Linked DNA regions of Homo sapiens: region 2 is linked to region 1. A link is an interaction called in ENCODE POLR2A ChIA-PET data of the cell type or tissue named here. Cell type or tissue: Panc1. All regions are shown on one strand. Each heading gives the region's core, and the rest is flanking DNA. Links, peaks and the distances in the headings are about the cores only.

Region 1 (2,817 bases), core at 46-2,545:
GTTTCAAGCCATCTCTCTGCTGAACCTGGGTATGGAAGCCTCCAGACTGAGAACTCAGGAATTTAATGTGGGATGTAGCAACAAGGTAAATTTCCTTGATCTATTACCTAGTTCTTTTACCTATTTGCTATAATAATGCACCTATTTGAGGCACTTCAAGTCATAAGTCACATGGAATAATTAGGGAATTCATCTATGGCTGAAGGGAAGATTCAAAGCACATTTATAAGAGGCATAAAATAAATTTTATAAGTGACTCAAAGTATTTTGTCATGGTTAAGTAGAATTATTTTTTGCTTTCATAGTGGTACATTTTTAAAGGTGCATTTATAAGCTATGGCATGTAAGATTCATGAAACAGTACCTGCGGCAAGGTCAGATGAGACCATGTGGGTAAAATGGTTTATAAATGACAAAAGTCAGTACAAATGAAAAATATGATAATAATACTCTGCCAGGAATCAGTTGAAGGAAAACCACTCCATAAACGTATTTTGTGGTTTATAAATTATGACTCAATAAAAAATAATAAGCCAGGCATGGTAGCATGTGCTAATAGTCTCAACTACTCAGGAGGCTGAGGCAGGAGGATCACTTGAGGCCAAGAGTTTAAGACCAGCCTGGGCAACACAGCAAAACTCTACCTCTAAAAAATTTAAATAAATAAAACATAATAGAGATAATCCAGCATATTCAGAACACCCCAAAACAGAATTTTATTTTGCATCCCCTAAGGAAATACACATAAAATTTAGAGAAATTCTCAGTATAGAATTTAAAGTTCATCTTTTTATGATAGTATATAAATAAGAGCAATAGAGCATGAATTTCTATATATAACATATGTATATTAGAAACGTTCATTAAGGTAACCACCAAAAGTGGTAGAAGGCTACACTGAATATGAGTTTTGTAAATATGGTTCCCTAGTGGCATCACAAGACGTTTCAAACTCACTAGAATCAACTTAGAGAAGAATAAATCCATATAGCCCAGCGACAAACTGCCAAGGCATTCTGAACACCAAGATCTACCATGAGCATCCACTCCAGAATGTATGTGTTATTCACTCAACATACATCTACCGAGACCCCATTCAATGAAAGCAGAGTGTGAGAACCTCTGCTTTCATTCATTGTTACAGCTCAAGGTATTCATTGTTATAGCTCAAGGACATTACTTTGCCTTTTACAATACTAACATTGAGAGTTCCACACTCTAGGAAAAAGCAAGTGCATTCCAATGAAGTGTGTAATAGCATGCTCACCCAAAGATAGTGAGGACAGATTCCTCATTGATCTCTCTCAGTGCCAACAGGAAAATATCCCAGTATGGTGCATTCTACTAAGTATCTCCTTAGGTGTTTCAAGTGGCTAAAAATAAATCAGTCCAAAGTGACAAGTCATGGTCATTAGTGCCTGTGAACCTTTGCAACTACCATCACTTCTGCCTTTTGTATAACTTCTTAACTCTTGTTCTCATAAGTTTCTACTAAATGACTCATTGCCACTGGGAAGCATTCCCTGAACTTCCCAGCATCAACAACTTCTTCATCTATACTAAGACAGTGTCCAGTTCCCTTCCCTTGTGGGTTGGGTTGGCTGGAGAAAGTGCTGGGAGCTGAAGATGCCAGAGGGGTCACCACCCCATGGCTTCCACTATCACCACTTTAGAGGAAAAGTAAAGTGTTCCAAATAGAGCAGGGCCTTGTGTCACTCTGTCTCACCTGAAAGTTCAGTTCCCTTCTGATTGGTGCACTCCCTGCCGAAAACCATTCATTGCCTGCTAACCACCACAGATGATATCCAATCTCTAGAGCAGGAGTTAGTAAACTAAGGCCTACTGGCCAAATCTAGCCCATGACCTGTTTGTGCAAGGTGTGCAGCTAAGAATGCTCCTCACATCTTAAAGGATGGAGAAAATAAGATAAGATGGGACAGAAATTGTACATGGCCCACAAAGCCCCACTTAAAAGGAAACATTTGCTGGCCGGGCGTGGTGGCTCATGCCTGTAATCCCAACACTTTGGGAGCCCTAGGCAGGCGGATCACGAGGTTAAGAGATTGAGACCATCCTGGCCAACATGGTGAAACTCCATCTCTACTAAAAATACAAAAATTACCTGGGCACGGTGGCGAGTGCCTGTAGTCCCAGCTACTCGGGAGGCTGAGGCAGGAGAATCACTTGAACCTGGGAGGCGGAGGTTGCAGTGAGCTGAGATCGCACCACTGCATTCCAGCCTGGTGACAGCACGAGACTCTGTCTCAGAAAAAAAAAAAAAAAAAGGAAACATTTGCTGACCCCCTATTTAGAGAGTGGTGTCGGAGACGTCTTGATCCATTCCCCCAGTGCCTTTCTGGCCTCATCTGCAGAACCCAATATCCAGCCATAGACAACTCCCTGAGGTTACCCCAAAATGTGTCTTGATTATAATACACCCACAGCTTTAAACATGCTATTTATTTTCCCTACCATAATATGATCAAATTCTTATTTTTGAAGATTAATTCTGTAACTGATTCAAAGGTGAGTTTTTGATGGGTGGTAGGGATAAGGGGTACAGGATTCTGGAGGAAGACCACAACAATGGATCAGGAGAAAGATGACAAAAGTCTGAAAAAGTACAGAGGAGGGTGTAAAATTCGTAGATATGAAACATATAGTAAGGAAATGGATACAGAAAAAAAATAGCAAAGATATGGAACATATTTGTTAGTTGCGGAGACCAAGAAGGAGTCTAGGAAGCCAACAGAGCTCGAAATGTAGTAAGAGGAGGATGCTATTTCCATTCACCAAAAAAAAGAAAAAGGCAGTTCT
Region 2 (2,817 bases), core at 315-2,814, 230 kb after region 1:
GGCAAGTTACCAAATTTTATAAAAAGCCATCCTTTTATTCTCAGGGTCTTCTACATTTTCTTCTCTTTGCTTAGAAATAATTTGAGGTGGATTCCCTACCATCTTTTGTGGCTCAGCAAAAATATGCAACCTTAAAGATACTCTAGCCTCATTGGCCAGGTTAGGTCCTCCAATAATATACTCTCAAAACATGCAGTACTTTTTCTTTCTACAACCCATACATATCGTTAGTAATGAAATTGTTTATTGAATATATGTCACCCACATTAAACATTCACCTCAGTGAAAGCATGGTGGTGCTGAATGTGAAGAAGAAGATAGGCAGGTGTATTGAAAAGATAGTGATAAAGAGCTAACTATTAAAAGTGCTTAGTTTAACTCTGAGGCAAAGGCAAATTCTGACAAAAAATGGAATTGAGATGTTACATAGCTTTTATTTTCTGATGAGATAAAGCAAATAAAACTTAGATCTGGAGAAACCAGATGTTCTCTAGCATAGGGAAATAAAGTATTTTAGTGGCAGTTTTATTATGGAACCAGTTCTTTCTTTATAAGAAGTTAGAAATTAAATGTTAAGTCAATTCCATTGAAGTTGTTTCTTTGAGAAACTAATGTGAATCAGGTATGAAATCCCATGGTGAATGGCAGTCAGCACAGTGTTGTGTGAACTCCGGAGTCAGACTACTTGGGTCTGAATCCCACCTCAGGTGTTTACTCATTATGTAATCTTAGGCAAACCAAATAAGCCTTCTCTGCTTGTTGCTTTATCTGTAAGATGGGAATAATAATATTGCCTACCTCATTGAGTTGTTAAAAAATTAGATAAATATATAAAGCACTTGTAACGTGCTCTTTATACCAGTTGTGTCACATACACCACTGGTATATGTCTCACACATACTGGTTGTCTCAGATGTTTGATTACCTCTGACAAACACCTAAAATGCAGTTGTTCACTTATCGTGCTTCCACAAAGCAAGTGTACAAGTGGCAAGGTTGACCAAATTTTATAACTGAAGAATCTAGTATTCCTTCCTAAATTGAGAATCATATTTATCTGAAAGAGAAAGGCTGTGATTTAAAAAAGTATTTTAGTCCTTTTTGATGTCAAAAAAAATTTTTAGATATCACATATGATGGTTCATTAGTGGGTTGTGAAAATAGTTTTGCCAGTTGTGACCATCAATTTCTAACTTATAAACTAGAATAGGAAATAGAGAGCACTGCATATTTTAAGGGTAAATATTGATTCATGAAATTTTATTCAGTGGTATATATTTGTCTGTATACTGGATTATGAAGTAAAATGCACTTCTTCCTATGGGGCATTATTAAAATATTTGAAAGTCCCTGATTTAGTAGAAATAATTGGTGATTTGGATTATTAGACTGGGGTCCAAATCCCAGTTCTGCCACTTACTAACTGTATTATCTTTGGTAGGTTACCTAACCTCGCTGACCTTTTTACCTTACCTTAATAAAACAGAGACAATAATTCCCACTTTACAAAATTCTTCATGAAGGACTAAATGAAATAATATATGTCTGGCACATTATAGGTGTTTGATAACTCTAGTTTCTTTTCATTTCTACTTTACACTTTTCTTTTCACTAGTAGACTATATAAGAAGGTGTCAGTGGGGCCAGATTTTCAACAAGAAACAACTTTGGATGGGTTCAAATAGGTACTCAGATGAACTCTAGAGTTTTGAGCTACAGAGCATTAGAAGAGTTAGTTTTCTCCAGAAATGATCACCATTCAAATAATTACCAGCTTTGGGAAAAGCATCTCTTTATTATGGAACCTAAAAGCGAATATTGGGTCCTTGAGCAAGACGTCTGACTAGAGGTGCCTGGTGTTAATCACCATCCCCCCCACACACGCACACACAAAAGGACCAAAAAGAACAGACAACTAAAATTTGACTAGAGCCTCTGAAGGAAAGTGATAGAGCGCAGAAAGCGAGTGGCCAATTCCCCATGGAGTATGGCAACCCAGGATGACGGCATAGAGGGGGAGCAAAACACCCTGACTCTGCTGCCCTGTCTCCCACTTTGAGCCAGGAGGCACTTCCCCTTGTGGGGAAAACGTAAGCCATAGGCCCCCAACAGTCCCCATTACCACTGCAGGCACATGCAGTCCTTCTCTGATAGAATTCTACAGTACTCATAGGCCCTGAGCCCAGTTTGTAGAGCCTCAAGGAATTTCCATGAAGCTGCAATGCTCCAGAGAATGAACAATGTGTGTACCCTCACCACCCCATGACCCAAGCTGCTATAGTATGGTGCCATCTTGAAATTGGAGCCAGTGCTTGAGTGCTCTGCTCAGGGGACCAGTAGCCACTTCATTTGTCCACTCTTGAGGCTCCACTGTCATTCCACCATGCTCACATGGGTGACTACAATGCCATGATCCCAGCTGCTCAGTGCCTGTGGCCAGGAACAGTTGTGGCTCTGGTGCCCACACCCATACAGCATGCTACCCCCCAAAAAAAAACAGATGGTCCTGTACAATGAGGGAGGCAGCCCTGGGCTGCTGCAGTACTACATGTCCTTGCTCCTGACTGGAAAAACAGCCCAGCAGACCCTCACCTGGCAGATGAGTGCCTGAACCAGTTGAACTGGCATGAACCTGTGCCTTCAGTAGGAAAAAAAAAAGCTCAGCAAACCTGCCTTTACTAGGTTCACCCCCCAAGTCAACCTGAAAATCAGCCCATCAAGCCTAAACCTGGCTAAGCTGTACTCCTCTTGCCACAGACGTCTACAACCTAAGCCACTAAGGCACTCACAGACATGGCTGACATGGATTACAGCTGA

The links. Peaks named below come from ENCODE experiments on the same cell type or tissue, not always from the same donor. Only the 100,000 strongest peaks of a DNase experiment are listed, where the experiment ranks them.
Region 2: POLR2A ChIA-PET joins it to region 1 with 16 read pairs; 2 of 35 experiments call an interaction of 5 or more read pairs at or near these places.

The regions. Positions count from the first base shown.
Region 1 is chr6:147,062,388-147,065,204 of GRCh38, forward strand. All of the region lies in intron 5 of STXBP5-AS1 (STXBP5 antisense RNA 1), which reads right to left. Among named protein-coding and RNA genes, the nearest start is that of LUADT1, 95 kb to the right of the region's middle. In Panc1, for the core only: no CTCF peak of the experiment used is centred there; a DNase peak (open chromatin) is centred at 1,324; H3K27ac peaks cover 721 bases.
Region 2 is chr6:147,293,576-147,296,392 of GRCh38, forward strand. The region is part of intron 9 of STXBP5 (syntaxin binding protein 5); the gene reads left to right. Among named protein-coding and RNA genes, the nearest start is that of STXBP5-AS1, 90 kb to the left of the region's middle. In Panc1, for the core only: no CTCF peak of the experiment used is centred there; no DNase peak of the experiment used is centred there.